Regions from separate parts of the Homo sapiens genome. Here region 1 is linked to region 2. Evidence: read pairs that join two places in POLR2A ChIA-PET (ENCODE). Cell type or tissue: HepG2. All regions are shown on one strand. Links, peaks and the distances in the headings refer to the core of each region. The heading gives the core; the rest is flanking DNA.

Region 1 (12,289 bases), core at 2,041-10,040, 100 kb before region 2:
TAAAAATACAAAAATTAGCCAGGCGTGGTGGCATGTGCCTGTTGGGAGACTGAGGCGAGAGAATCCTTTGAACGCAGGAGGCAGAGGTTGCAGTGAGCCGAGATCGCACCACTGCACTCCAGCCTGGGCAACAGAGTGAGACTCGAGACTTCGTCTCAAAAAAAAAAAAAAAAAGGAAAAAAGTATTGATTTTCTGTATTTCCAACATGTTATGTAGAATTCTCCACAATAAAATAAATTGTGCTTTTTTGTTTAAATATTCTAACGCATTCATAGCATTTTTCTTAAAGGGAAACGCTATGCTTCTTGGTTTAGAAGAATTTTTTTTATAATAATATTTCATGAAAAATGCAACAGATGCTCTTCACCAGTTTTCTTTCTTTCTTTCTTTTCTTTTTTTTTTTTTTTCTTTTTTTTGAGACAGAGTCTCACTCTGTCTCCCAGGCTGAAGTGCAGTGACATGATCTCTGCTCACTGCAACCTCCGCCCCCCGGGTTCAAGCAATTCTCCTGCCTCAGCCTCTGGAGTAGCTGGGGTTACAGACACGCACCTCCATGCCCGGCTAATTTTTTGCATTTTTCGTAGAGATGGGGTTTCACCATGTTGGCCACGCTGGTCTCGAACTCCTGACCTCAGGTGATCTGCCCACCTCGGCCTCCCAAAGTGCTGGGATTACAGACGTGAGTCACTGCGCCCGGCCTCTCTTTACCAGATTTCTAATTGATTTTAGTATGATAATTTCCTGAGATGGCAAATGGATGCCGATCTTTGATGAAAGGTTTTGGTTGAGATTCTGAGGCTAACTGCACTACATTGAGGAGAGTGGGATGACTGTTTTGAGATGGGAAGAATGATGTCATGAAGGCAGCATATTTGTAACTCTAGAATCATATCTGCTCCCAATTTTTTGTAGTGGTTTTAATGTAATGTTTGGTGTTTGGTCTTTTCCTTGCAAAGAGACTTTATCGCAAAGACAAAATGTGCATGTCAATCTAAGTACATAAATCTTCTATTGTTTTGTCTTCTCTTGAAGGTGGAAGAAAGTCTTTGAGGCACAATACAGAAAGAACAGAGTTTTAAATCTTTTTCTGTGCTTCAAAAAATATTACCATGATACATACTCTGTTGAAAAAATAAAATATATAAATAAGTTAAAAGAGGAACACAAAGATTAGTCATAGACTCACCATCTAGAGAATTACAGTGCTAATTTTTTAATAACTTCTAGACTCATTTCTGTTCATATATTTAACATAAATTGAATCTTAGAGTACATTTTATTAACCTAGCCTTTTCATTTAAGGATATGAATACAGTCATCTGTTCATCTTTTAAAAAATGACTTCCTATGCCATCATTTAAAACAGTTGTACAGTTTTCAATTGTATGGTTATTCATGGTTGAATTCCCCAGGTTGTTTCTAATTTTTCAATTATTATAAATAGTACTATGAAGAACAGTCTATGGATGAATCTTTGTACATATTCCTAATTACTTTCTTAAGATAACTTCAAGAAATGAAATGTTGGGGTCAAAAAATATGTGTATATTTAATAGTTTTGAGATTGTAGGCCAGGTGTGTGGCTCACACCTGCAATCCCAGCACTTTGGGAGGCCAAGGCAGGCAGATCACCTGAGATCAGGAGTTTGAGACCAGCGTGGCCAACATGGTGAAACACCGTCTCTACTAAAAATGCAAAAATTAGCCTGGTGTGGTGGTGTGCGCCTGGAATCCCAGCTACTAGGGAGGCTGAGGCAGGAGAATCCTTGAACTTGGGAGGCAGAGGTTGCAGTGAACCAAGATTGCACCATTGCACTTCAGCCTAGCTGACAGAGTGAGACTCCGTCTCAAAAAAAGAGAGAGATTGCAAAACAACCTTCCAGAACTCTCTGATCGAGTAAACCCATTTCCCTGCACCTTTCACAAAGATCAGATAGAGATGAATTTACTTAGGATATTATGGAAGCAACTACATCTTCTTCTCATAAATATGAGTCTAAAATGTGACAAGAGCCTCAGCGCTATCGGCTATTGTGATTATGTCCTCACCTCTACTTCACTAACCACAAGGGACTTTTTATTTTTTCCTGGCACAAAGAACACATGCCGTTGTAAAGTGAGTATGCCACACCCTGAGCTCTTAAAGTAAATATTTTGCCAGGGAAATCGAAGAACTGGAAGAAGAGAACCAATGGAAATGGGGAGGGCAGTCCCTACCACTCCCGTACTTTCCAAAGGAGCCTCTGGGTGCCGAGCATATTTACTTAATAGATCAAAGGTTTTTAATATGTATGACAGTTGTGGTGCTGATGATGAAATATTGGTAGCTCTCTATCGTAAATCTGAAAATTCCCCTGCATGTGTCTCACAATTGATATGAAGAAGGCAGCTATAGTAATCATCGGACTACGCAGAGAACAATTTACTAAGGAATGCTGATCAGTTAAGGCACAAACTGGAGACCGAGGCCTGCGTTCCTTCATAGCACGTAGCTTCAGGTTAGAGCCAAGAATTTCCAAGTGGTCGTTATGAATGGCGTTAACTAATAGGCTAGCATGTTGACATATTCCAAGTTCTAAGGTGTGATGTGTAAATACTCCAGTTTTATGTGGGTTTAAGTCTTTTACAGTTCTATAGAAAAAGGTCCAGCTGCCCATTTGTATATGGCTCCAGAGTTATTCCAGGAAAATCTAAGCCTAACCATTTGTTTAAGACAATGTATATTTACTATGAACATAATCAGAAATGCGTGCAAAAATTACATACAGAACTATTCACTGCATCATAATTAAAATAGGAAAGGAAACAAAAAATACACAAATAGTAAGAGAATAGTGATTAAAATCATTGTTGGATATCCACAAAGTTCAATATTATAGTATGTTGCCATTTAGTAATCTGAGAAGCATTTTATGCAAGGGATAAACGCTAATGACATAATGACAGACTAGCAGGACACAAAATCGTAAATGGTGTGTTAACTCATTATGGGAAGTTGTATATTTCCCATAATTGTGTATTTCCCATATTTATGCGTTTTAAAAAAAAACTAGAAGGAAATTCTCCAGAATGAAAATAGAAATGATCTCTGGTAGTGGGAGGCGTTCCCCTTTGGTTTTCACATTTTTTCTATATTTATCAATTTTTTAATTTTTAAATTTAATTTAATTGTATTTTATTTTTGAGACAGGGTCTTGCTCTATCACCCAGGTTAGAATGCAGTGGAACAATCACAGCTCACTACAGTCTCAAATGCCTGGGCTCAAAAGCTTCCTCCGGCCTCAGCCTCCTGAGTAGCTGGGACTACAAGCACATGCCACTGCACCTGGATATTTACCCTTTTTTAAAAAAAAGCAATAAACACATGTTACTTATAATCAGAACAGAACAAACTATTTTCAAGACCACATGTGAAACAAACTACGGTTCCTGGTATATGAAGCAAAATAAACTTAGAAATATAGCCGGGCACCATGGCTCATGCCTGTAATCCCAGCACTTTGGAAGCCTGAGGAGGGTGGATCACTTCAGGTCAGGAGTTCAAGACCAGCCCAGCCAACATGGTGAAACCCTGTCTCTACTAATAATATAAAAAGTTAGCTGGGGGTGGTGGTGGGTGCCTGTAATCCTAGCTACTGGGGAGGCTGAGGCACGAGAATTGCTTGAACCTGGGAGACAGAGGTTGTAGTGAGACAAGATCATGCCACTGCACTCCAGCCTGGGCAGCAGAGTGAGAGTCTGTCTCAAAAAAAAAAAAAAGGAAAGAAAAAGAAAGAAAGAAATGTAACGTTAGGCTGGGCTTGGTGGCTCACGCCTGTAATCCCAGCACTTTGGGAGGCCGAGGTAGCCAGATGGCTTGAGCCAAGGAGTTTAAGACCAACCTGGCCAACATGGCAAGACTCTATCTCTACAAAAACGCAAAAATAACAACCAGGCATGGTGGCACATGCTGTTAGTCCCGACAACTCAGGAGGCTGAGGTAGGAAGATGGCTTGAGCCTGGGAGGCAGAGGTTGCAGTGAGCCAAGATCATGCCACTGCACTCCAGGATTCCAACATGGGCAACAGAGTGAGAACCTGTCTCAAAGAAAATAAGAAAAAGAAACAAGAAATATAATTTTACAGAGTTACTTTTATTTATAGCTTTAATACTTTATAGTAAAAATTGCCACGAAGAGAAAGAAAGACCTTATTTCTTTTTTTTTTTTAGACAGAGTCTGTTGCTGCCCAGGCTGGAATGCAATGGGGCGATCTCAGCTCAATGCAACCTCTGCCTCCCGGGTTCAAGCAATTCTCCTGCCTCAGCCTCCTGAGTAGCTGTGATTACAAGCATGCGCCACCACGCCTGGCTAATTTTGTATTTTTAGTAGAGATGGGGTTTCTCCATGGTGGTCAGGCTGGTCTCGAACTCCTGACCTCAGGTGATCCGCCCACCTTGGCCTCCCAAAGTGCTGGGATTACAGGCATGAGCCACCGTGCCTGGCCAAGAAAGACATTATTTCTTAGAATACTTCATACCAGTCTCTCATGAAAATATTACAGTGAGCCTTACAAAATTTTCACTGCCCTCCTAACTTTGCAGATGGCCCTAGAAGAAACATAACTCTGCCAGGAAGACATCAATAATATATTATACCTTGTATTGGGATTTACAGGATAAAATAGATGAAAGCTAATTGGAAACAATTTACATGGCAAGTAAACTTTTAAGCTTTTAGAGAATTTAACTGTGAAGTTATTTTATGTTAGAAAAATATGTCCATAAAACAGTTTGAGAAACACAAATTACTTCATCTCATGAAAGCTAAAGAATCACTAATTAACCATACCAATAACTCACTGTGTTGGTTGGGCAAGTTCTTGCGTTCTCTGGGTCTTAGTATCTCCATTAGATAATTAGAAGTATGCAATTAGTTACTTCCTGGACTCTTTTTGGGAAGTAATATTATATGATTCAATGCTATAAAAATAACATTGGAAAGTAATATCGTATGATTCAATATTATAAAAGAATTCTTTTACAGATCTTACTAATTAGCAGCTTCATTTCCACTCAGTAAGAAGAAATGACTATAACCTCTTACAGTATTCTAGCCTGATGATTTTAATCAGTTTATAACAACAGTTTAACCAGTGGTTTTATAAACATTTTATTGCCTTTCATCATGGTCTGACCGTAAACAATCATCCACTTTGAACCTTGTTCTGTTTCATGATTGCGTTACATCATGCCATCTTAGTCAGCCTTTCTTCTCACAGCAGAAGCTAGGCAAACCCTAAGCTATCATGTCACTTCCAGCTACATACATTACCATTTATGGCCCATTTCTTTAGGGCTTACAGGTGCCCATTAGGAGTGAACCCAACCCTAGAAGCAGATGAGCAACTGGAATGCTCCATCATGACTGCCAGCCCAGGCCAAAAGGCACCAATCTGCTTGGAGTCTCTACGGCACATCAGAAAGAGTAAATGAATCATTGGCTTGATGCGAAAGATGTTTCAACTGTTGTAGAACTAGGTAGGGTGACGTAGTAGCTAACCAGGGAATGACACTAATAAGCCCAAAGCTTTGGATCCATTACTGAGTTGACTTACTGATTTGCCTCTGTCGTGCGGATCTTTCCAAGCTGGCCACATGTAAGGGAGCTTGAGTGAGTGATGGTAGATGAATAAGAATAAAATGTGATTTCAACTGGCACAAAAATCAGTATAATATCTCCAGAAAAAGTCTGAAATTTTTTGAAAGCCAACCAATAGGATACACCTTCCATGATGACTGAGTATAAGCATCTTCTGAGAGACTCCTGCCCTTTCTGAGGGACACCGATCTCCCTTGGTAGAGACAAATGAAGACTGTCAACCCCTTTTAAACATCTGTGTCATACAGAGTAAGCCTTCCAGGAAAGAACCTGCTCCCAGAGATGAGTCAAATGCAGGTGATAATTGTTACCTAAGCTGAGGGATGAACAGGACCACTGAAGGAAAAAAAGTTAAGGCCTGGTGCAGTGGCTCACATCTACAATCCCAGTACTTTAGGAGGCCAAAGCAGGATCACTTGAGCTCAGGAGTTTGAGATCAGCCTGGGCAACATAAGAAGACTCCATCTCTACAAAACAAAATTAAAATAGGTTGGGCACAGTGGCTCATGCCTATAATCCTACCACTTTGGGAGGCTGAGGTGGGAGGATCACCTGAGGCCAGGAATTAGAGACCAGCCTGGCCAACATGGTGAAACTCCATCTCTACTAAAAATACAAAAATTAACCAGGCATGGTGGCACACACCTGTAATCCCAGCTACTTGGGAGGCTGAGGCAGGAGAATTGCTTGAACCCAGGAAGCAGGGGTTGCAGTGAACCGAGATCATGCCACTGCACTCCAGCCTGAGCAACAGAGTGAGACTCCATCTCAAAAATAAATAAATAAAAATAAAAATTTAGCTGGGCATGGTGACACACATGTGTAGTCCCAACTATTCAAAAGGCTGAGGCAGGAGGAATACTTGAGACCAGAATTTCGAGGCTGCAGTGAGCTAGGATTAGGATACTCCAGCCTGGGTGGCTGAGTGAGACCCCATCTCTGATAAATACATGAATAAATAAGCTGGGTGCAGTGGCTCACACCTGTAATCCCAGCACTTTGGGAGGCCGAGGCGGGTGGATCACAAGGTCAGGAGATCGAGACCATCCTGGCTAACACGGTGAAACCCTGTCTCTACTAAAAATACAAAAGTTAGCAGGGCGTGGTGGCGGGTGCCTGTAGTCCCAGCTACTCGGGAGGCTGAGACAGGAGAATGGCGTGAACCTGGGAGGCGGAGCTTGCAGTGAGCCGAGTTTGTGCCACTGCACTCCAGCCTGGGCGACAGAGCAAGACTCCATCTCAAAAAAAAAATTAAAATTAAAAAAAAAATGAATAAATAAATAAATGTTAAGGAAAGCTATGATTCTAAGAAAATGAGTATCTTACCATGAAAGTCACTAGAGACTTTTCCACCCTAAAACTATGTGTTACTCAGGAATAGAAATTCAGAATCCCTTTTTTTTTTTTGGACGGAGGCTTTTTCTGTTGCCCAGGCTAGAGTGCAGTGGCATGATCTTGGCTCACTACAACTTCTGCCTCCCGGGGTCCAGCCATTCTCCTGCCTCAGCCTCCTGAGTAGCTGGGACTATAGGCACATGCCACCACACCCGGCTAATTTTTGTATTTTCAATAGAGGTGTGGTTTCACCACGTTGGCCAGGCTGGTCTCAAACTCTTGGCCTCAGGTAATCCTCCCACCTCGACCTCCCAAAGTGCTGGGATTACAGTGTGAGCCACCACACCCAGCCCAGAATCACTTTTAAAAAGATGATTTCAGTAATGAAAGCAGGTAACTCACAACACCGTGGAGCCTGGGTAGCACATGAAGCACCTTTATATAGTTCTCCTTCATTCATTTCTCTTACTCTGTATTTATTTTATTTTAATATCACTTCTGCTTTCTTTGGGGATTTAAGCTTTTTTTTTTCTCGCCTTCCTCCTCCCTCTTTTCTGTCTTCTCTCCCTTCCCACATGCTTTTCTTATTTCTTTTCAATAGGCCATTAGTTTTTACATATGAAATATGGTATATGATATTTTCCCCTCTTTCTGCTTCCTTTTGTCCTTCCCTGCTTTCTGTGCCAAATGTTAGTGTACATGAGTAGAATTTTACTTAACCAGCTCTAGAAAAATGTTGACCCTTTTACTTATTGATAAAAATGTATGTGTTTACTTTCAAACTGTACCTCTAATAGAAAAGACATTAGCAAGTTCTTCCACAAATTTTGGGAGTTTAGAATAAGTAGGTAGCATGAACGCATATGGCTAAAATGCCATTACAAATGAGAAAGCTTTTGTTTCAGCATGAAGGCAGCTAAGAAAATCATTCAGACACAAGTTTCTTCATCCCTCCAACTCCAAAGAAGTCCGACCTCCACAACACATAACAGAAGTAAGATACTAGGGCCAGGTGCAGTGTCTCATGCCTGTAATCTGGCATTTTGGGAGGCCGAGATGGGAGGATCACTGGAGGTCAGGAGTTCAAGACCAGCCTGGCCAACATAGTGAAACCTCATCTCTACTAAAAATACGAAAATTGGCTGGGCGTGGTGGTGCAAGCCTGTAGTTCCAGCTACTTGAGAAAGCTGAGGCAGGAGAATCGCTTGAACCTGGGAGGCAGAGGTTGTAATGAGCCGAGATCGCACCACTGCACTCCAGCCTGGGTGACAAAGCGAGACTCTGTCAAAAAAAAAAAAAAGAAGAAGATGAAGAAGGAGAAGGAGAAGGAGAAGAGGAAAGAGATTAAGTACAAGAATGCAGGGAATTACTTTGAGAAACTGGGAAGCTAACACTAATGAGAACTTTCAGTGAAGGAGGGGAGGAAAGGAGGAAAAGACTGAATGTGATGTTTCCTATAATTTATAGCAATAAAACACATTATAAGTACAGGAATCCCTTATTTCAGGAATTTTAACTATACCAAAATGTATAAATAAGAAATGACCACTCAAAGTTACCATGCCAATTACTCTATAGAATGTGAAAGATGCATCTTAGAGAAACACATAAACACACAGAAGCATTTGTTGAACATCTGCCGTGTGGTCAGATGGTCAGATTTGCCTGGAGGAAATAACGTAAGACCAGAAACCAGAAAGACTAAGTTCTAGGGTCATCTGGGTCACACACTAGCCGTGTGGCCCTGATCAAACAAAATTTTAGCCTCAGTTTCTGCATTTAAAAAGTGGGAATAAGCATGTATCCAAGTATGATTGGGAGGATTGGTGAGGTAATCCAAGTGAAAGTACCCTGTACAATGTAAAGTATGACTCAGACGCAAACTATTATTGATGATACCATTTCTACTGCACTAAGCAATATGGTCAAGACACAGACATAAGAGAAATAGTCTTGTGATTGAGCAGCTTATGATTTAGTTAGAAAGACAAAACAAAAATTCATGAGAAAGTCACAACAGCAAGCATTTATGTAGCAACTTACTGGCAGGCACTTTTATGTGTATTTTATGTATATTAATTTGTTTAATCATTACAATAATAATAGAAGTATCATCATGTATATTCTCTATTGTATATGTCACAATGACTATTATAATTCCCATTTAACAAGTGAGGAATCTGCTACAAAGTAAAATGAAGTAACTTGCCCAGAGTCACAGGAAGTAAGTGACAGAAATGAGATCTGAACTCAGTAGTAGAGAGAGAGAGAAAGAGAAAGAGAGGAGGAGGAGGAAGGGGAGGAGGAGAATAAGGAGAAGAAAAATAAATATAAAGAGGAAAATACGGTTCTAAATTCTGTGTTCCACATTTTATGTTATTAAAGGAGACATTATTCAGGTAACCAACAACCTAGCAGTGAACACTCACTCTAATGGAATATTCTCAGAGAAACAAAGATATATTAAAAACTATTCTCTTCCTTTAAAGAAGTTGGTGAATTATGAAGATACTACAAATAAAGTGTTAGAGTATGGGAATTTGACACAGGACATTTTACACAGAAGAAGAAATGAAGTTGTTCTCTTCTTTCCTTCTATTCTCTCAAGACTCGTCTGAATCATAAACAGCAACTAGGGTTTCTTTGACTAAGGAGAGAAAATATATTCTAGAAATGGAAGAGGGAGAACAATGTCCTAAGTAAATAAATAAACAAACAAAAACTTCCTAGATATGATAAGATTATCTCTTGGCACCTGTAGACATTTCTTGTATGTGATGCCAAAAAAAAAAAAAAAAAAAAAAAAACACAAACACCCTGCTTCTATTTCATCATTCAAAAAAATTTGCAATCCACCCACAATGTGCATGCCAGCATCCTACAAAAGTTTACCTGGCATGCAAGCCATTTGGCCTGGAGTTCTGGCAGGGACTACCCCAACTCCCTCCTCACCCTCAACTCTTGCAGTGTGATGATTGCTGACTTCTTAGTCTTACTTTTTGTCGTGAACTATTTATCATTTCCTGTACATCAGGAAGAGACTTGACTTTAGAGTAGAAAGTAGTCTGTCAGCATTAAGTCCCACTGAATAAACTTGAACCAAATCCAGTTCCCAGGAGTGACTAACTAACAGCCGCCTAGCATGATCACACAAGAGCCATCTGATCCCCTTCGCCAAGCCCATGAGTGTGACACAAACAGAGAAACTCAAACGGGGATTCAGGATGCGGGAGAAAAGTTAGCATGATTCCCAAATGAAGATTCGGAAAATGAGGAGGGCGGAAAGACATTGTTTGGGAAAGTGAATGCTAAACACATATCGGCCTCAGACAGAAGACAAAGCCAAGAGTAGAGGGGAAAGGAACTGATTGTGTGTCTGTCTCTGGGGACACACGAGGCCTTCTTAGATCCAGGTCTTCAGACCCTCACCACTGTCAAGGTGACTAGCCTAGGGAACATTCAGCATACACATCTGCAGGCTTGGAGAAGCCCCTCAGAACATGAGAGGGAACTCACTTGGTGGAATTCTATCCACACTTCTCCTGTGCAATTCCGTCATTCCAAGAAGTCCTGGGAAAATAGAAAATCTCTTCTGGTCTTATCTCTCACTCACCATAATAAAAATATCTAAGATCTTTCCCTAATGTGTTTTCCCTTGCCCCTGGAGTAGCTCCAACCATCACTCTTGTTAGGTGGTCATATTCTACATGTCATTCAATGTCTAATTCAAAGGCTACTTTTTCAAGGAAGTTCCCATAATTGGATGAAATAGTTCTCTACTTTGAACTCCCATTGGGCTTTGTTTTTCACACCGCATAATCACCTGTATTGTCCTGTCCTTGTCCATTTAGCACCTGACAGACGGTGCTGAAAAGTTCAAGGATGTGTGGAAGATGGACGAACCATGTGAAGTCACGTTTGATTACTCCTACCCTCATTTGCCCTATCTGTTTGTCACTAATTCTTTTTACACTTTGCCTCCAACTCATTTCCTTCTCTCCCACATTGGCTGTCCTGGTCTCAGGTCTCAGAGCTCAAAGTCTGTATTAATATAGTAGTTTTCTGAAGCAGCGTCCTCACTGCAGCCACAGAATCAAAGAATAATAGGATGATAACATCACAAAAATTGTTCTCCATTGTTCTAATTGGTTGGTCCCCAGGGGAGAAAAAGGGGTTGACAGACCAGTCCAACTTCCCCAGGGGGCTGTTTTTGACACAGGCAAGATCCTTTTTTAGGAACTAGACCTGAGGAGAAGTAATAAATAGGAAAGAAGAGTAATGATGGGGAAATTACATGAACAGAGTGAGGTGATGAGATTTCTTTTTCGGGGGGGTAGTAACCATGAGTTTGAAATTTTAAAGAAAGGAAAAATGTTTAAAGGGAATAGTTTGAAATTTTTTGCTAAATGATGCTCTATGGAAAAAACTTGTAGAGGATTTCTTACCTTTGCAAGAAATCCTACAGTAAGTTGAAGTTTATTTTTGAGAACTTTGTGCTTAGACTAGTAGATTGCTTGATGTCATGTTGAACAAGACTAAATTATACCAGGCATGGTGGCTCACACCTGTAATCCCAGACCTTTGGGAGGCTGAGGCGGGAGGATTGCTTGAGGCCAGGAGTTCAAGACCAGCCTGGGCAACATAGTAAGACCCCCACCTCTGCAGAAAATACACAAATAATTTTTTTAAAAAACTAGATCACAGAATATCTCAGCCTTATTCTGGCTACAATAGAACCTCAGGATCACAGAATCATAAAACACAAAAAGGAAGTTTTCTCCTTAAATATATAAGAAAACTGAAGTCCACAAAACTTAAGTGACCTATGCAAAGGTATATCACTAACCATTGGCAGAGTCTAGCAACCCAGAAATTATCCTGCCCAAACAATTATTCTTGCTGCTCTAATATCCAAAGAATCCCCTAAAATGCAGACCATGCCTATTATTCCCATTCTTCACCCATTACCTATCAAAAGAAATTCTAACATCTTAAGTATGAAGTTACATAGGAAGACACACAAAAATATTAAATGAGTAAAATTTACCCAAAAATGGACAGAGCTTTATAGCTCTTTGATAGTTATAATTTGGCATTAATTTCTTCATAGATCTGCCACTTTCTCCCAAAATGTACCTTCTGTTGAGTTAAATAAGCCTCCTTTCTCATAATAAAGCCTATCGATTATTGAAAGTTCTCTCTATAACATGTTATTTATGTACTAATCATTCTTTGGGTACCTATTTCTATACCTATCTTAGAGATAAGAGACTTGGACAATTGAATAACTTGCCTAAGGTCACCCAAAACTTGTA
Region 2 (8,447 bases), core at 448-8,447:
TTCCCAGGCTCAGGTGAGTCCCCAACCTCAACCTCCTGAGTAGCTGGGATGACAAGCATGTGCCACCATGCCTAGCTAATTTTTCGTATTTTGTAGAGATGGGGTTTCACCATGTTGCTCAGGCTGGTCCCAAACTCCTGGGCTCAAGCGATCCACCTGCCCTGGCTTCCCAAAGTGCTGGAATTACAGGTGTGAGCCACTACATCTGGCATCATTGTCAGGATTTGATTTGTTTATTTCCAGCAACTTTCTACATAAAGTGTGATGTGATCTGCTTTCAAATGGTTAGGTTTAGATTTCATTCCTACTTTCATTTGTTTGCTTGAGAAATTCTAAGCACATACTTTTATGACACAAAAGATTCTCAGGAAAGTTATTAAAAAGTTGGATACTAAAAAAAGTAGATGCAAAGATAACAAGAAACCTTTAGCTGCAGTCGTGTATGGAACCAAGCAGTTTTTCTTTTCTTTTGTTCTTTTTGAGACAGGGTCTCACCCAGGCAGGAGTGCAGTGGTGCAATCATAGCACACCACAATCTTGATCTCCTGGGCTCAAGCAGTCCTCCCACCTCAGCCTCCTGAGTAGCTGAAACTACTGGTGCACACCACCATGCCTGGCTAAATTTTTAATTTTCATTTTTGTAGAGACAGAGTGTCACTGTGTTCCCCAGGCTGGTCTCAAACTCCTGGGCTCAAGTAATCCTCTGGCCTCAGCTTCCCAAAGTGGTAGGATTACAGGTGTGAGCCACCACGCCAGATCTAGTTTTCAGTCATTTTCTAAAAATAATTTCTGGGATTTAGAATTTCCCGTCATTTTTGCTTCTACTTTTTTCTCAGAGATCTCTTTAAGAAAATGATTAAAAAACCATTCGGTTTCATATAAAAGTACAGCTAAAGCTGACTACAGAAAATATGCTTTGCTATTAACCAAAAAAAATGAGAAACATTTGAATTTCAAATTGCATGAAAGAAGTGGAGACAAAAGCTTCATCAAGTTTTGCTTTCAATTTGTGAAGAATGTTTTATAAACAATTTACAACACAGAAATATGAGCACTCTGGGAAAAAATCATCAAAGGAAAAAACAATTAGTTGGTATGTTTATTTTCTTCATGGAAATGTCTTAATTTAATCAGAATCATGTATCTTAGGTTGCTTTTTTTTAAATGTGAAGATTTTGTTAAAGTAGGATTATATCATTTCTTTGCATTAAAAAAAAATATTCACGGCTGGGCACAGTGGCTCCCGCCTGTAATCCCAGCACTTTGGGAGGCCAAAGCAGGTGGATCACCTGAGGTCAGGAGTTCGAGACCAGCCTGGCCAATATGATTAAACCCCGTATCTACTAAAAATACAAAAATTAGCTGGGCATGGTGGTGAGAACCTGTAATCCCTGCTACTGGGGAGGCTGAGGCAGGAGAATCCCTTGAACCTGGGAGGCAGAGGTTGCACATTCTCATCAGCATTTATTGCTTGTTTTTTGGATAAAAGCCATTCAAATTGAAGTGAGATAATATCTCATTGTAGTTTTGATTTATAATTCTCTTATCAATGATGTTGAGCACCTTTTCATATACCTGTTTGCCATTCGCATGCCTTTAAAGAAACATCTGTTCAGATTTTTGCCCATTTTTAATCTGATTATTAGACTTTTTTTCCCTGTAGAGTTGTTTGAACTCCTTATATATTCTGGTTTTTAATCCCTTGTCACATGGGTAGTTTGCAAATTTGTTTTTCCATTCTGTGGGTGGCCTCTTTCCTTGGCTGTGCAGGAGCTTTTTAACTTGATGTGATCCCGTTTGTCCATTTTTGCTTTGGTTGCCTGTGTTTGTGGGGTACTCAAGAAATCTTTGCCCACTCCAACGTCCCAGAGAGTTTCCCCAATGTTTTCTTGTAGTTGTTTCATAATTTGAGGTCTTAGATTTAAGTCATTAATCCATTTTGACTTGATTTTGTATATAGTGAGAGATAGGGGTCTACTTTCATTCATTCTTCTGCATACGGATATTCAGTTTTCCCAGCACCATTTGTTGAAGAGACTGTCTTTTCCCCAATGTATGTTCCTGGCATCTTTGGTGAAAATGAGTTTACTGTAGGTGTGTGGGTTCACTATTGGGTTTCTGGGTTCACTCTTCTGTTCCATTGGTCTACATGTCTGCTTTTATGCCAGAACTATGCTGTTTTGGTTACTATAGCTCTATAGTGTAATTCAAAGTCAGGCAATGTGATTCCTCCAGTTTTTTGTTGTTGTTGTTGTTGTTGTTTCATTTTGTTTTGTTTTGCTTAGGATAGCTTTGACTATTCTGGGTCTTCTGTGGTTTCATATAAATTTTAGAATTGCTTTTTCTATTTCTGTGAAGAATATCCTTGGCATTTTAATAGGGATTGCATTGAATCTGTAAATTGCTTTGGATAGTATGGGCATTTTAACAATATTGATTCCTCCAGTCCATGAATATGGAATATCATTCCATTTTGTGTGTGTGTGTCCTCTTCAATTTCTTGTATCAGTGTTTTATAGTTTTCATTGCAAAGATCTTTCACTTCTTTAGTTAATTCTTAGGTATTTTATCTGTAGCTATTGTAAATAGGATTACTTTCTTGATTTCTTTTCCAGATTGTTCTGTTTGCATATAGAAATGTTATGGAGTTTTGTATGTTGATTTTATGTCCTGCAAATATACTGAACTTATTTATCAGTTCTAATAGTTTATTGGTAAGAGTCTTTAAGTTTTCCTAAATGTAAGATCATATCGTCTGCAAGCAAGGATAATTTGACTTGATCCTTTCCAATGTGGATGCCCTTTATTTCTTTCTCTTGTCTGATTGCTCTAGAGAAGACTTCCAGTGCTATGTTGAATAGCAGTGGTAAAAGTAGGCATCCTTGTCGTGTTCCAAATCTTAGAGAGTAAAGCATTTCAGCTTTTTCCCATTCAATCTGGTACTAGCTGTAGGTCTGTCATATATGGCTTTTATTATGTTGACTATGTTCCTTCTATACCCAGTTTTTTGAGGGTATTTAGCCAGAAGGAATGTTGAATTGTATCACATACTTTGTTTAGCATCAATTGAATGATCATAGTTTTTGTCCTTCATTCTGTCGATGTGATTTATCACACTGATTGATTTACATATGTTAAATGATCCTTGCATCCCTGGGATAAATCCCACTTAGTCATGATAGATTATCTTTCTAATGTATTATTGAATTCAGTTTGCTAGTATTTTGTTGAGAATTTTTGCATCAATATTCATCAGAGATTGGCCTGTAGTTGTTTTTTGTTTTTAATGTGTCTGGTTTGGTGTTAGGGTAACACTGGCCTTGTAGAATGAGTTTGGAAGTATTCCCTCCTCTGTTTTTTAGAATAGTTTGGTTAGGATTGGAATTAGTTCTTTGATAGAATTCAGCAGTGAAGCCATTGGGTCCTGGGCTTTTCTTTAGTGGGAGGCTTTTTATTATGACTTCAATCTTATTACTTATTATTGGTCTTCTCAGGTTTTGGATTTCTTCATGGTTCAATCGGATAGGTTGTTTGTATATAGGAATTTATCCATTTCTTCTAGATTTTCCAATTTATTGGCATATACTTGCTCATAGTAGCCACTGATGATCCTTTAAATTTCTGCAGTATTGGTTGTAATGTTTCCTTTTACATCTCTAGTTTTATTTACTTGGGACTTCTCTCTTTTTCTTAGTCTGGCTAAAGGTTTGTCAGTTTTATCTTTTCTAAAACCCAACTTTTTGTTCATTGACATTTTGTATTGTTTTCTTCATTTCAATTTCATTTCTTTCTGATCTGATATTTATTATTTCCTTTCTTCTACTAATTTTGGGTTAAGTTTACTCTTACTTTTCTAGTTCTTTATGACGCATCATTAAGTTATTTATTTCAGATGACTTTTTTTTTCTTCTTTTCTTTAAGAGACAGGGTCTTACTATGTTCTCCAGGCTGAACTGCACTGGCGTGATAATCTCTACTCACTGCAACTTCTGCCTCCTGGGCTCAAGTGATCCTCCTGCCTCAGACTCCTGAGAAGCTGGGATCACAAACATGCACCACCACACCTGGCTAATTTTTGTGTATTTTTGGTAGAGACAGGGTTTCACCATACTGCCCAGGCTGGTCTAGAACTCTGGAGCTCAAGTGATTCATCTGCCTCAGCCTCGCAGAGTGCTGGAATTATACACATGGGCCACCACACCCGGCCTCTCTTCTTTTTTTTATGTAGGCACTTGTAACTATAAACTTCCCTCTTAATACTGCTTTCACTGTGTCCTATAGGTTTTGGCATGTTGTGTTTCCATTATCATTTATTTCAAGAAATTTTTCAGTTTCTCTCAATTTCTTCATTGACCCACTGGTCATTCAGGGGCATATTGTTTAATTTCCATGTGTTTCTATGGTTTCCAAAATTCCTCTTGTTGTTGATTTCTAGTTTTATTCTATTGTGGTCAGAGACGATGTTTGATATTAATTATTTCAAATTTTTGAATATGTTTTAAGAGTTGTTTTGTAACCTAACATGGTTTATCCTTGACAATGATCCATATGCTGAGAACAATGTGTATTCTGTGGCCATTGGATGAAAAGTTCTGTAAATATCTATTAGGTCCATTTTTTCTATAGTGCAGATTAAGTCTGATGTTTCTTTATTGATTTTCTCTCTGGAAGATCTGTCCAGTGCTGAAAGTGGGGTTTTAAAGTCTCCAACTATTACTGTATTGGATTCTCTTATCTCCTTCTAGCTCTAATACTTGCTTTATATATGGGTGCTCCATACGTTAAAAAAAATTTACAATTTTTTTTTTTTTTTTTTTTTTTTTTTGAGATGGAGTCTCGGTCTGTCACCCAGGCTGGAGTGCAGTGGCACGATCTCAGCTCACTGCAAGCTCCACCTCCCGGGTTCACACCATTCTCCTGCCTCAGCCTCCCGAGTAGCTGGGACTACAGGCGCCTGCCATCATGCCCAGCTAATTTTTTGTATTTTTAGTAGAGACGGGGTTTCATCGTGTTAGCCAGGATGGCCTTGATCTCCTGACCTCATGATCTGCCCACCTCGGCCTCCCAAAGTGCTGGGATTACAGGCATGAGCCACCGCGCCTGGCCGTATTTACAATTTTTATATTCTCTTGCTGAATTGACCCTTTTATCATTGTTTAATGACCTGTGTCTCTTACAGTTTCTGTCTTGAAATGTATTTTCTCTGCTATATGTATAGCTACAAGTCCTCTTTTTTTGTTTGTTTCCATTGGCATGGCATATCTTTGTCCATCCCTTCATTTTCAGTCTATGTATGTCTCTATAGGTAAAATGTCTTTCTTGTAGGCAACAGGTCATTGGGTCTTTTTAAAAATCCATTCAACCACTCTCTTTTGAAGAGTTTAGATTGATAAGTAAGGACTTACTCCTGTTATTTTGTTATTTCTTTTCTGGTTTTGCAGTGTTTTTCCTTTTCTTTCTTCCTTTTAGTGAAGGTGATTTTCTCTGGTGATATAATTTAATTTCTTTTTTACTTTTTGGGTATCCATTGCATGTTTTTCAATTTGAGATTACCATGAGGCTTGCAATACTATCTTATAACCCATTATTTTAAGCTGATAACAACTTAAGACTATTTGCATAAACAAACAAGCAAAAAGAAAACTAATAAAAACTCTACAGTGTAGCTTTGTCCTCCTGCTTTTTAACTTTTTGTTGTTTCTCTTTATATCTTATTGTACTATTTGTCTTGAAAATTTGTAGTTACTATTTTTGATTGGTTCATCTTTTAGTCTTTCTACTTATGAGAGTAGTTTACATACCCCAGTTACAGTGTGATAATATTCTGTGTTGTTCTATGTACCTATTATTACAAGTGAGTTTTGTGCCTTTACATGTTTTCTTATTGCGCATGAACGTCCTTTTCTTAGAGATGGAAGTACTCCCTTCAGCATTTCTTGTAGGACAGGTCTGGTGTTGATGAAATCCCTCAGCTTCTATTTGTCTGGGATGGTCTTTATTTCTCCTTCGGGTTTGATATTTTCACTGGATATACTATTCTAGGGTAAAAGTTTTTCTCCTTCAGCACTTTAAATATGTCATGCCACTCCCTGGTTCTAAAATTTCTACTGAAAAGACTGCTGCCAGACATTGGAGCTCTCTTGTATGTTATTTATTTCCTTTCTCTTGCTCCTTTTAGAATCCTTTCTTTATCCTTAACCTTTGGGAGTTTGATTATTAAATACCTCTAAGTAGTCTTCTTTGGGTTAAATCTGCTTGGTGTTCTGTAACCTTGTCCTTGGATATTGATCTCTTTAGGTTTGGGAAGCTCTCTGATATTATCCCTTTGAATAAACTTTCTACCTCTATCTATTTCTTTACCTCCTCTTTAAGGCCAATAACTTAGATTTTCCTTTTTGAGGCTGTTTTCTAGGTATTGTAGGTGTGCCTCATTCTTCTTTTTTCTGTTGTCTCCTGACTGTATTTTTAAATAGCTTGTCTTCAAGCTTGCTAATTATTTCTTCTGCTTGATCAGTTCTGCTGGTATGAGATTCTGATGCATTCTCAGTATGTCAATTGCATTTTTCAACCACAGCATTTCTGCTTGATTCTTTTTAATTATTTCAATCTCTTTATTAAATTTATCTGACAGAATTCTGAATTCCTTCTTTGTGTTATCTTGAATTTCTTTGCGTTTTCTTAACACAGCTATTTTGAATTCTGTGTCTAAAAGGTCGTATATGTTTCTCCAGGATTGGTCCCTGGTGCCTTATTTAGTTTGTTTGGTGAGAACGTTTTCCTGGATGATCTTGATGCTTATGGATGTTCATCAGTGTCAGGGTATTGAAGAGTTGTATTTATTGTAGTCTTTGCTGTCTGGGCTTTTTTGTACCTGTCCTCCGTGGGAAGGCTTTCCAGGTATTCAGAAGGATTTGGGTGTTGTGATCTAAACTGTATCTACATTAGGGAGCACCCCAAGCCCAGTAACACTGTGGTTCTAGCAGACTCTTAGAGCTACTGCTTTGGTGGTCTTGGATAAGATCCAGAAGAATTCTCTGGATTACCAGACAGAGACACTTGTTCTTTTCCTTTACTTTCTTCCAGACAGTCTCTCTCTCTCTTTGCTGGACTACCTGGAGCTGGAGGTGGGTGACACAAATACCCCTGTGGCCAATATGTTCTATCTTTTTAAGACTTCCATCCATGTATATTATAGTTAAAATGCTTATTTATGTTTAATGATAGATTTCAGATTGCAGTTAATCTGAATGTGGAACGCTATGCCTTGGTATTTGGAATCAACACCTTTATTGCCTTGGTGATTCAGACCATCATGACTGTGATTGTAGTAGATCAGAGAGGGCTCAACTTGCCAGTCAGCATTCAGGTAAGCTGCAATACTTCTGTTTTCAACTAGGTAACCTCAAAAATTTCTCAACCTTACAACAAGCAATATTTAAATTTCTTGAGTTCCTTGGTTAAGCAATTAAAAAATACATAATTCCTTCATTATCATATTATAACACACCAAGTAGGTTTTGAGCAATAATTGCAACTAGGACAACATTTACATGGATAAGGCAGGTAAGAAGTAACCTCAATGCTTAAATTTATTCTTGGAGACATTGAATGTAGCATTGCACCAGCCTCCAAACAAAGACATAGAGACAGGTCAATGAGTTTTAGTGTTTTTTTGGGTTTGTTTTGTTTTGTTTTTTACTATTGATGATAGTAACTATGATTTTAACCCAAGCAACCTGCTCTAAAGCCAAGACTCTTAGTCACCGTATTGCTTACACCTTCTTACTTGATCTTGATTTCTTACTTGATAGGAGAGTATTGTTCAACCTAAATGACCCATATTAAAAACCTGGGTCTCAGTTACCCCATAATCCAAGCAAACCAACAGTATTAGGATGTATTATCATTGACATAGATGGTCATATTTTATATGTGGCTAATTATTTGTTTTTCTCCAGTTTTTAGTTTATGGGAGCTATTTTGCAGTAATTGCTGGAATTTTCCTAATGAGAAGCATGTATATTACCTACTCAACCAAATCCCAGAAGGATGTACAGAGCCCTGCTCCAAGTGAGAATCCAGATGTGTCTCACCCAGAGGAAGAGAGTAATATCATCATGTCAACAAAACTCTAACCTCATCGCAACAAACGCAACAGTGGCTTTCAAAGTTATGCAATAATAAGGAAAGATTTTGAGATGGGTGGCATATGTTTTGCCATAACTTGACATGCTTTGCAAATCTGGATTCCAATGGACCTTTCAAAACCACAACAAAACCTCAGTTTTAGATGAGTTCTCTATGTGACCAATTTTACTGGATGCAATTGACAGGACCCGTCATCATAATTAAACAACCCATATTGGGGACCCCCTGTGACTAGTAGCAGCTGGAAAATTCTGGTTTTTATCACTTGTAAAGACATGCAGATGGCGTGGAACCAAACC

The links. ChIA-PET counts read pairs that join two places held together with the same protein. Peaks named below come from ENCODE experiments on the same cell type or tissue, not always from the same donor. Only the 100,000 strongest peaks of a DNase experiment are listed, where the experiment ranks them.
Region 1: POLR2A ChIA-PET joins it to region 2 with 10 read pairs; 2 of 35 experiments call an interaction of 5 or more read pairs at or near these places.

What each region holds. Positions count from the first base shown.
Region 1 is chr2:227,786,462-227,798,750 of GRCh38, reverse strand. No RefSeq gene overlaps it. Among named protein-coding and RNA genes, the nearest start is that of CCL20, 21 kb to the left of the region's middle. In HepG2, for the core only: no CTCF peak of the experiment used is centred there; DNase peaks (open chromatin) are centred at 2,170 and 5,250.
Region 2 is chr2:227,687,085-227,695,531 of GRCh38, reverse strand. It overlaps SLC19A3 (solute carrier family 19 member 3), which reads left to right. Exons shown (of 6, transcript NM_025243.4): 5 at 7,225-7,366; 6 at 7,959-8,447. The coding sequence ends at 8,135. Among named protein-coding and RNA genes, the nearest start is that of SCYGR5, 25 kb to the right of the region's middle. In HepG2, for the core only: no CTCF peak of the experiment used is centred there; no DNase peak of the experiment used is centred there.